2 separate regions of the Mus musculus genome follow, and region 2 is linked to region 1. Evidence: chromatin loops called from intact Hi-C (ENCODE). Cell type or tissue: heart. All regions are shown on one strand.

Region 1 (5,000 bases):
CAACAACCACAACTCACTGTTGTTGTGTTCAATAAAGGGAATAAAGCTTCCAAAAAACACAATGAGTACAAAATTCCTGGGTAGACAACATTCCTCTTTTGTCTTCTAAACTTTGTTAGTATTTCTAAATCTTCTAAAATTTGTCAGTATTTCAAGAAAATGCTGATGCTGCCTGAGTCCCCTCCATATTCAAAGGACAAAACTATTTATCTTGTTTCTATGAAAGTAGAAAAAATGAAAAGTATAGTTTGGCCAATCATTGTTTCCAGTTTAAAATTTTAATACTTTATTTTTTTCTACTTTAGTTTCCCTCAAAAAAAAGGAAAGGAAAATAAAAATGAAAAGACAAGGCAGTCTTCATCTAAATTCTTTACTGTAGGAGTTGTTTTTGAATAGTGCCTTTGGTGTGCCCATAATGAATTGTTACCCAGGATCACTTCTATTGATTCATTATCCCCATTATAAGAGAGTTAATTGTAATAAAAAAGATACTGCAAGCTCTGGGGTGATATTATTTCTCTAAAAAAATAAAACCTCCTAGATCTGGAATGTTGTGAAAATTTCCCAGCAGGCAGTTATACCATTTAATTTTTTACCTTACTTTACAAAAAGAAAAAAAAGGCTTTTTGCTAGCAAGACACTTTGTCCCAAAGTAATAAACTACTTAAGATGCATTCTCGTTCTTTACAAAATTTGATTTTTTTCCCTTTCCAAAATAAAAAGGGCAATAAAACAATATTCAATGCATTTTGTCAATGTAAATCATATACTTATAAAAACTTCTAACTAATATAGGAACATTTGCCCTAAAACATTTCATTATGTCTCAGGATAAATCTACCACAAGTTCAACTAATTCCTGACCAGGAATCCACAGGTTTGCCCCTTTTTAAGGTCAACCATTTTGCCTTTTCTCTACAAGTCAATCTCGATGCATTTAAAGGCTAAGAGATGCCATTAAATTTGGCAATTTCTTTTACAGCACAACTGAGGCCCTGGATAACTATGCCCCATCGGAACAAAATGCCCAGATCTCGTTTCTCAGGCTGGTGTAGGAATCACCACATTAAACACAAATGAACTGGGCGGTGGCAGAACTTCACCAAAAGTCTCTCCTTCCCTTTTCTCCTGGAACCACGCCACTGGAGGCGCTCGCTCCCCCTTCACCGCAGTTGGGTTACTGTATAGACGTTAGCAGCTCGGCCAGTTCCCCACCAATAAAGGGAGAAAGAAACAGGGGATTAGTGCAAGGGGATCCCCCGACGCCCGGCAGGAAGGAAGGCAGGCCCTAAAAAATAAAAAAACTGTAGAGTGGTCGACAAACGCCCATCCTTTAAATAAAGGGATTAGGGCACCACAGCCTTCCCATTCCCACCTCCAAGCCCAGCCCAGCCCAGCCCAGCCCAGCCCAGCCCAGCCCAGCCCAAGGAATCCACCATCCTAGTTCTTCAACACACTCCTAGCTGCTGATAGGCGAGAACTTCGTGCTGGAATGGGAACCAGCGACTTGGCAGCGGTGCACGTGCTCCCCGAAACCCCGACAAACAATGAAGGCACCCAGGCTTCCGAGGCCGCCCCACCCTTCTGCCCGCCTCCCGCCAGCGGGGGCGCCATCACCCTGCCACTCGTAGACAAAGCCCTAGGGTCCCGAGCAGCCCTGCCCGTCCCCTCCTCCCCCGGGCCAAGACACAAAAGAGGGAGGGGCGTAACGCGCAGCAGCACTCACCCACTGAGCCCGAGCCCCTGCGCTTGGGCGCGGCCGGCGTGGAAGGGGGCGCGGCGGGCTCCGCTAGGGGGCTCGCGCCGGCTGGCGCCGGAGGCCGCGCTGGAGGCTCGTCGTCCTCCGGGAGCTTGGAGGGCAGGACTGCGGCAGCGGGCGGCAGGGATGGCGCGGACGCCGCGGGGCTGCGTTCCCAGGACGGCTGCCTCTCAGGGGCGGTGGGGGGCGCGGCCGGCAGCGGCCCGCGGGGCGCGGGGGGCACCGAGTCGCTGCTGAAGTCCAGCAGCGGTGCGGCGGCGGGGGGCACCGGAGCCGCGGACAGCCCGGCTGCGGGCTTCCTCTCCAGCACCTCCAATTCCTCCAGGTCCTCGTCGTCCTCCTCCTCCTCCTCGTCTTCCTCGTCCTCCTCGTCCTCGGGCTCCGTCACGAACTGGTACTTGAAAGCGGGCGGGGGCCGGGGCGGGCTATCCGCGGACGAGGAGACCAGCGACGACTGGTCTATGTCTTCCATGGTCGGCGATGATGCTGCAGCTACTGCCGCCGCGGGCCACTTCTCCTCAGAGCCGCGGGCGGTTGTGGGGGTTGGGCAGGACTGGCAGAGGCCGGGCTGGCCGAACCAAGCCGAGGAACCCGCAAAGGCGACAGCTCCAGGAACAATAAGACTTCTCCTCCTGCCTCCGCGCTCGAGATGCGCCACCCGCCCTGTCCTCAGTTGCAGCAGCCGCCGCCGCCCAGATGAGCAACTGAGAGAGGAGGGCAGACTCTCCGCCCAGTTTGGCGTGACTCACCTTCCCGGCAGGGGAGGGCTGGCTGGCGCGGGGGACAGAGAGCCAATAGGCTGCGGGATAGAGAAGATGGATCACGGGGTTGTCCAATAGAAATAGGGTGCAGGCGGAGCCTGCCATACTTCCTTGGTGGCGTTCGGAGGGCGGGGTTTGGAGCTGGGATCCACCCCCACCTAGTGTAGTTGGGGAATGGGGCGGGGACTTGGCCTTGCCTACAGCGGGATTTTAGTCTACCAAAAGGGGGCGGGCTGCGGTCCCAGGATTTGGAGAGTTTTCCAAGAAGCCTGTGGAAGGGCGTTATCCTGGGGACCTAGGAGTGGAAAGTTTCCTCCCCGAAAAGGGAAAAAAAAAAAAAAAAGTGGAGAAAGGTACTAACAAGACTGAATTAGGTCTTACGGATTTTTTTAGATAAAAGACTTATTTTCAGACATGGTCCCAACGCATAACTACCACCACCTCAAAAGGAGAAAGAAAAACAAAACATTTATTTGACACTTTCAAGTTCCCTCCCTTTCTAGACTGCAGGCCTGGAATGAGGTAGGCAAAACAGCTGTGCTAGATTACCCGGAGCTCTGGGCTCACTGTTTAGAATGCTTTCGGCCTTGCATTCTGCTGGACTCTAAAAGTGCACGGAGAATGAGTCACCAGAAAGGGAGAAGGGGGAAGGAACGTTGAAATAGATGCCTTGGAAGGCAAAATTGGTTCACTATTTTTCACTCACCTCAGGCTGATGAGTCAACATCCCGGATGATTCAGGCTTCCTAGGAGTCGGGAAGCCCTACACTCACTGGTTTGATATGCTGGAATGGCATGTCTCCTGATGTGCGGTCCCCCCCACCCCCACCCCCCCAAAGCTACACTTTAAAGAAAACGGTAGCCAGGTGTGGTGGCACATGCCTTTAATCCCAGCACTTGGGATGCAGAGGCAGGTGGATTTCTGAGTTCGAGACCAGCCTGGTCTACAAAGTGAATTCTAGGACAGCCAAAGCTACACAGAGAAACCCTGTTTCAAAAAATCAAAAGAAAGAAAGAAAGAAAGAAAGAAAGAAAGAAAGAAAGAAAGAAAGAAAGAAAGAAAACGGTAGAACATAGAAAACTTTGCTTCAAGGTTTGCAGAGTCCCTTTATCTTTCTTATACACTTTTCAAAAATACTGGCTGCATGCCTACTCTGGAGAGAGGATTGCCTGCATTCCAATTGTTCAGTCTACATGTGCACTGTCTAGTACTGAAGCAACTGGCTGCTTTTAGCTCCTGAGCACTGAAATGAAGTGTGTTCTGTGAATAAAATACACACTACATTCCCAGAATTTATAAGAAATGTTATAATTTCTGTTTCACATTGGTTTTATGTTGGCATTGATAGTATTTTGGATATAGTGGGATGAGTACACTATATTATCAAGTTCACTTGTATTCTTTTTGAAGCAGCTTGTAGAAACTTTTAAATGCATGTTCTAATAACTAAGATATTTGATTGCCATGGATTTTGTTGGTTTTTAAGCAAATTTGTAGTCCCAACAAAGTAATATCACCCTAGATTTAGTTTAAGTTTTAAGAAAGAATTGGGTGGGGTGGATGTTGGTGAGGGTTGCTGGAGAAATGGCTTTAACAAGACCTGAGTTCTGTTCCCAGCATCCAAGCAGCTCATAATCACAGCATACACACTCACACACATCTTTTTTTAAAAAAAACTTTTAAAATGTAATGGGGCTAGAAAGATGGCTAGTTAAGAGAACTTACTGCTCTTGCAGTAAATAAACAGCCCAAGTTTGAGTCTAAGGACCTACATGGTGATTTCCAACTCTCCATAACTCCAGTTCCAGCAAATATGAAGCCCTCTATGACTTCCTCAGGAGCCAGGCACCTGCGTGGTGTCCCACATATACACCGCATAGCATTCATACACATTCTGGTCCTATTCATTCTGGAAGAAAAGAGACATTGAAAGAGACACCTAACTATCCCAGCCATAGTGATATTCTCTCAAAAAATGCGACTTCATCCTAGAGCCAATATACAATCATGAAAAATAATGTGTCACTGTTGTTTTAAACCACTGCCTTTTTAGGTGATTCATTACATAGCAAAAGTTTCTTGAACTAGTATCCATTCTGTGTTTGCATTTTATGCTTTATTGGTTTATACAATGCATTAGGTATGTACTCTATACCAGCACCAAACAAAGCAGGTGCAAAGTTTGTCTATACATTTTCAGGTAAAGGAAGGGTCACTACTCAGAAGAATAGGCAGTTCCAGTGCTATGGTATTAATACTATTGCAAAACACTTAATCACTACCTAAACTCATATGTGGAACAGGCTACATTTGCCTTCTATCATGTATGCCCTTTGAAAAAGTTAAAGGGCCAGAGATGGATATATATATATATGCATATATATTGGAATATGAAAGATGGGTTCCAACATAAAACCTGTTTCAAGAGCTTTCTGCCATAGCTCTTTCACCTACTGAAAAGGACTTGTCTTTTTTCAAG
Region 2 (5,000 bases), 140 kb after region 1:
GCCAGAAAAACCCCCATCTTGAAAAACAAACCAAACCAAACAAACAAACAAACAAACAAAACAAAAAACCAAAGAACTCCTCCTTTAGGGCACAACAGATAATGTACTTGCGGGCAAAAGCCTGAAGACCTGAGTTAGAGACCAAAACAAAGGTGGGAAAAGAAAAACCGAACTCCACAAAGCTGTCCTCTGACCTCCACACAAGAAACCCTGCCAGAATGCTGATCAAGCATAGAAAACCCCCTTTCCTTTGGAAACCAAGCTGACTCCTCTCATGTGTATCACTTAAATGATAGCTTCTTAGGTTTCAATTCAACACTTAAAAACAAACCCACCATGTATTTCAGAACACTGGGGATAAAATCAGTCTCTAGAACATGGTAAGTAAGCTATGTACCACTGAGAAATACTCCAGCCCTCTGTTTAAAATTTTATATCACATTTTAATTATTTTAAGGTGTGTGAAATGGAAAGTAGCTGAGACTTTGCTCTCCCAAAAGGTTTCTTTTTTCATGTGAGGAATGACTGTGTATGCTTCTTGCTGATACAAACAAGGTCAAATACTTCTCTACCTCAGTGCCTGTGACATTGATCTATCAAACAATGACCATAGTTAGTTGAGTTTTGAATTGTTTTAAATTGTTGTTTAAAGACAGGCTTTGTGGCAACCCTAACTTCCTAAGTAGCTGAGAATGACCTTGAATAACTCACCTTCCTGCCTTCACTTCCCATATGACAAAAACACACCACATGCTTAAATAAACAGATCAATTCCAATAACAACAAAACTTGACTTCTAGGGCTGGAGAGATGGTCCCAGTTAAAAGCACTGGTTAATTTTTTATTGAATCTGGATTTGATTCCAGCACCTACATAGTGACTTACAACCATCTGTAACTTCAGTTCCAGCAAACTGATGGTTTCTTCTGGCTTCCACTGGCACCAGGCATGCAAGTGATACACCAGACATAAGCACAGGCAAAGCCCATGCACACACACAGAGACATACACACTCACACACACACATACACAGGCAGAAAGGGCCTTGTTGGGAAGAAGGGTTTCAGTAGGAGGAGTTAGGATGAGACAGGGTGATAGTGAAAAAGACTAAAACTCACTAAATATATGAAGCTATCAAAAAAGAAAAATTTTAAGCTACTGCTGTGGTGGGACACACCTTTTTTTTAAATTTTTTTTGGGACACATCTTTAATCTTAGCACTTGGGAGGCAGAAACAGTTGGATCTTTATGAGTTCAAGGCCAATTTGGTCTACATAGTAAAATCCAGACCAGCTAGGGCTACACAGTTAGATTCTGTGTCAAAAAACAATGTTTATTTATTTATTCTAAAGAGCTCTAATGATAGTATTGCATAGTTTTTCATGGCATGAGATTCCATTAATTATTTAATCATCCCAATTAGTTATTGAACTTTTACTACTATAAATAATGATGTGTTGAATAAGTGTTTCAGTTAACTTTATGATATATTGGCAATATAGCTATATAACCAGTTATCTAAACTAATGTATTGAGCTTCAAATACCACAGACATGAATCAGGACACCAGTCTCCATAGTGGTGCATGTCTTTAATCCCATCACTTGAGAGGGAAACAGCTGATCGTCTGTGGGTTCAAGGCCAAGTTGGTCTACATAGTGAGATCCTGGCTAGCCAAGACTACATAGTACGGTCCTGTCTCAAATAAATAAATAAACTAAAAATAAAAAAAAAATAAGGGAGACACCACAATAATTTTGATGAGTTGGATAACAAAAAGTCAAGAGGACATAATTTACAAGAGGACATAAAGTAGTCTGAGCAAAGCCATAAGCAATGTATGCTTAAAGTGCCAATTTTACAAAAACAATCACTTAGTGTCTGTGTGTGGGCACATGCTTGTCACGGTACACACATAGAGGTCAGAGGACAATTTATGGAAGCCCGTTCCTCTTCCTCCTCCATGGAGGTTCCAGCAACTGGATCAGCAGTCTTGGCAGCAAGTGCATTAGCTCTTGGAGCCATATCACTGCCCTAAAGTGTTCTCAAATATAAAATCAATTTGTTTTACTCATTAGTTCAATCACTATTGGATGTCTATTTAATATTTTACTGCTAGAGATTCAGCAATAAGTAAAATAAGGTCCTGGCTCCTTGGAGCTTAAAATTTGGTAAGACACAGATGATGTAATTGCAAATAGTCAAAGACAGGGGAAGGGCACAGTCACTGGGGCACACATCGGAGTAGTAGTGGCAGAAACCCAAGTTCCTCCTTTGGTGTCCTATTAATATCCTTTTAGGGGCTTTTATTCTGACAAAGCTATCTTTTTATGTTATGCCCTTGTTCCTACTTGAAGCAACACATTTTATTCTCTGTAGTGTTGGATATCAATTCTAGGGCCTCACACATGCTCAGATAACCTTTAACCCCAAAGTAAAATATTTGAATGATGTGGAATAACACCATCACTTTTTGCTTTTCTGTTTATGTTCACATTCGTGTGGGTACATGTGTGGAGACAGGAGGATCACGTTATATTGAGTGTGTGTGTGGGTCTTCTTAATCAGTCTACCTTTTATTTTTAAATTTTTATTGCACTTCGTTAGTTCGGGGGTAGGGAGCGCTGTGAAAGTCTGAGGGCAACTTGCTAGAGTTGGTTTTCTCCACCAATTGAATCTCAAGGTTGATCAGATCTAGAGCAGATGTAAATTTTCTTTACTGATGGAGCCATCTGGAAGCCCCATCTTATTTTAAGAAATATGTATGTCATGTGTGGGTGTAGGGTCGTCGGCCCCCATCTCTCATTGAACCTGCTGGCCAATGAGGTCCAGGGAGTCTCCTGTCTCTGCTGGCCTACCATGTCACAGACTCCACCAAGCACACCAACCTTTTTAAAAAGTGGGTGCTTGAGTTCCAACCCAGGGTTCTGCATATCGAATATTAGCTACTGTGTCATCTCCTAGCCCTACATTTTTACTTTTCAAAATGTGTAATTTGGAGGCAGCAGAGCTAGTATATTAAAATGAGGAAAGAGCAAACAGAGATTATTAGGGAGTTACGGATCCTCGTTGTAAGAAAACGGAGCACGCCTACGCTTACGGATAGGGTGAAAAGACATTGAGAGGGTGCATTAGAAAGGGCACTGGGTTTGTGAGGTGGAGAAGGGACTGAGAGAAGGCACCAGCTTTTAACAGCTTCAAGTTTCCCCGAGGGCACATGCTCCTATTTTCTCCAGGATGGACACGCTCCACATTTAAACTTATAGTCGAAAACTAAACATTCTGCAGATTTTCTTATCGTATGTTTTTTAAAACGTGAAAAGATGAAAATTCCAATACATTTAACCGTTTCATACTAGGGAGGCGCGTGACGCTCAAAAGCTTCTTCCGATCGGATGAAGGGTAGCGGAAGGGACTACCGGGAGGGGCAGAAACCTGCACTTAGAAAGACTTCGACTATACCTTAGATGTGGCTAGCTCACTACGGTGTGACAGACACCTTCAGCCCCCAAATGCCTTTCTAGCCCTTAAGCCTTCCCTCCGGGGCATTTCCAGAGAGTCCCCACCCACGCGCAAATCATAGTGCCTCATCCCCTGAGTCCTCACCTGACTCTCTCCTAACCCTCACTCCACAGCTTAGACAGTGTAATCAGGTATCCGGGAAGTGTGGAAATGCATCCTGGGACAAGTAGTTCTAACAAGAAGAAAGCAGTGTAAAACTACAATTCCCAGATAGACTTGTTTTACCTCTCTCTTATGTTTCACAAGCCCCCTTTAAAGGAAAGCCTCTCTTAATCGCATCGGCTGTATAAGAAAGCCTTTTGAGGCATTTTTTTTAGTTGAGCACATCATTTCGAGGCCATTCTGAGGTAAACCGAGAAAAGAGCGTAAAGAAACCGAGCGAACGAGCAAATCTGGCACTGCGTTAGACAGCCGCGATTCCGCTGCAGCGCGCAGGCACGTGTGTGGCCGCCTAAGGGGCGGGTCCTTCGGCCAGGAGACCCCGTCGGCCACGCTCGGATCTTCCTTTCCGATCCGCCATCGTGGGTGAGTGTATGCTCTGTGGCCGCGCTCTGGCTAGTGGCGCTACGCGTCGCTCTCACGGGTGTCGTCGGATCTAATCCGTCTCTTTTCGAATGCAGGTGGAGCCGCCGCCACGATGCAGATCTTTGTGAAGACCCTTACGGGGAAAACCATCACGCTCGAGGTACGGGCCACCTTGCCGTTGAGGAAGCCAAGGCCTGACTGAGGCCCTTAGTGTTTGAGGGCGGGTTTCTGAGTTTTGAGTTGTGAAACTTGGCTTTGAGCTGAGATTATGGTGCTTAGCAAAAACAACGTTTGGTTTTCGGTGTGGTACGGTTTAGCCTGCTTTATCCCGAGTGGCGAAATGTAGGGTAGGTGATGGGAGACGCTTTTCTCCGGGCAGACGCGTTCCTGTGCTTCCCCCGCCGTCGCTCGCCCTGGTATGGGGACTAATTTGGATTGTAGCACTCTGGGTAGTTTGCACGCGGTGTCATCTTAATTGATTACCTTTAGCTCACCTCCTCCTTGCTCGTTTTGTATAAAGCTAGCAGTTAATGACTTACTATGTAACCGTATATTAACTACATATATCAAAACTTGGCAGGTTGAACCCTCGGACACTATAGAAAATGTAAAGGCCAAGATCCAGGATAAGGAAGGCAAGTAAAGTTTGTCACTAGAAAAATGACTGGCTTGTGTGACCTAGACACGTTTGTTCTTAAGGTAGAAAACAGATTAATAAATTTAGATGCTTTTGAAAGTAAAATATTCCTGACATTAGTGTCAGGCTATCTGATTAACTGGAAACTCTGCAGGACAAATCTTTTAAAAGTTAATCTAGAACTGTTTACTGAGTCACAAAGACGATAAAATGCTCAGGCTGGGCAATGGCCCAGTCCACACTTTAATCTCAACACTAAGGAGGTAGAGGCAGCCTGGTTACAGAGAAAGTTCCAGGGCTTTTACTCTTGGAAAAA

The links. Peaks named below come from ENCODE experiments on the same cell type or tissue, not always from the same donor. Only the 100,000 strongest peaks of a DNase experiment are listed, where the experiment ranks them.
Region 2: it touches region 1 in a loop (7-fold over the local background); 32 of 42 quality-filtered maps call a loop at or near these places.

What each region holds. Positions count from the first base shown.
Region 1 is chr11:29,690,420-29,695,419 of GRCm38, reverse strand. It overlaps Rtn4 (reticulon 4), which reads right to left and starts at 2,522. Exons shown (of 9, transcript NM_194054.3): 1 at 1,727-2,522. The coding sequence starts at 2,231. In heart, CTCF peaks have their summits at 1,133, 1,671 and 2,738 (motif pointing right); DNase peaks (open chromatin) are centred at 1,159, 1,609, 2,599 and 3,189; H3K4me3 peaks cover 3,408 bases; H3K27ac peaks cover 2,246 bases.
Region 2 is chr11:29,546,888-29,551,887 of GRCm38, reverse strand. Rps27a (ribosomal protein S27A) reads left to right here and starts at 3,848. Exons shown (of 6, transcript NM_024277.2): 1 at 3,848-4,047; 2 at 4,143-4,207; 3 at 4,628-4,682. The coding sequence starts at 4,160. It overlaps Clhc1 (clathrin heavy chain linker domain containing 1), which reads right to left and starts at 3,938. Exons shown (of 12, transcript NM_028504.1): 1 at 3,748-3,938. In heart, CTCF peaks have their summits at 2,186 and 4,063; DNase peaks (open chromatin) are centred at 3,677 and 4,017; H3K4me3 peaks cover 2,425 bases; H3K27ac peaks cover 2,256 bases.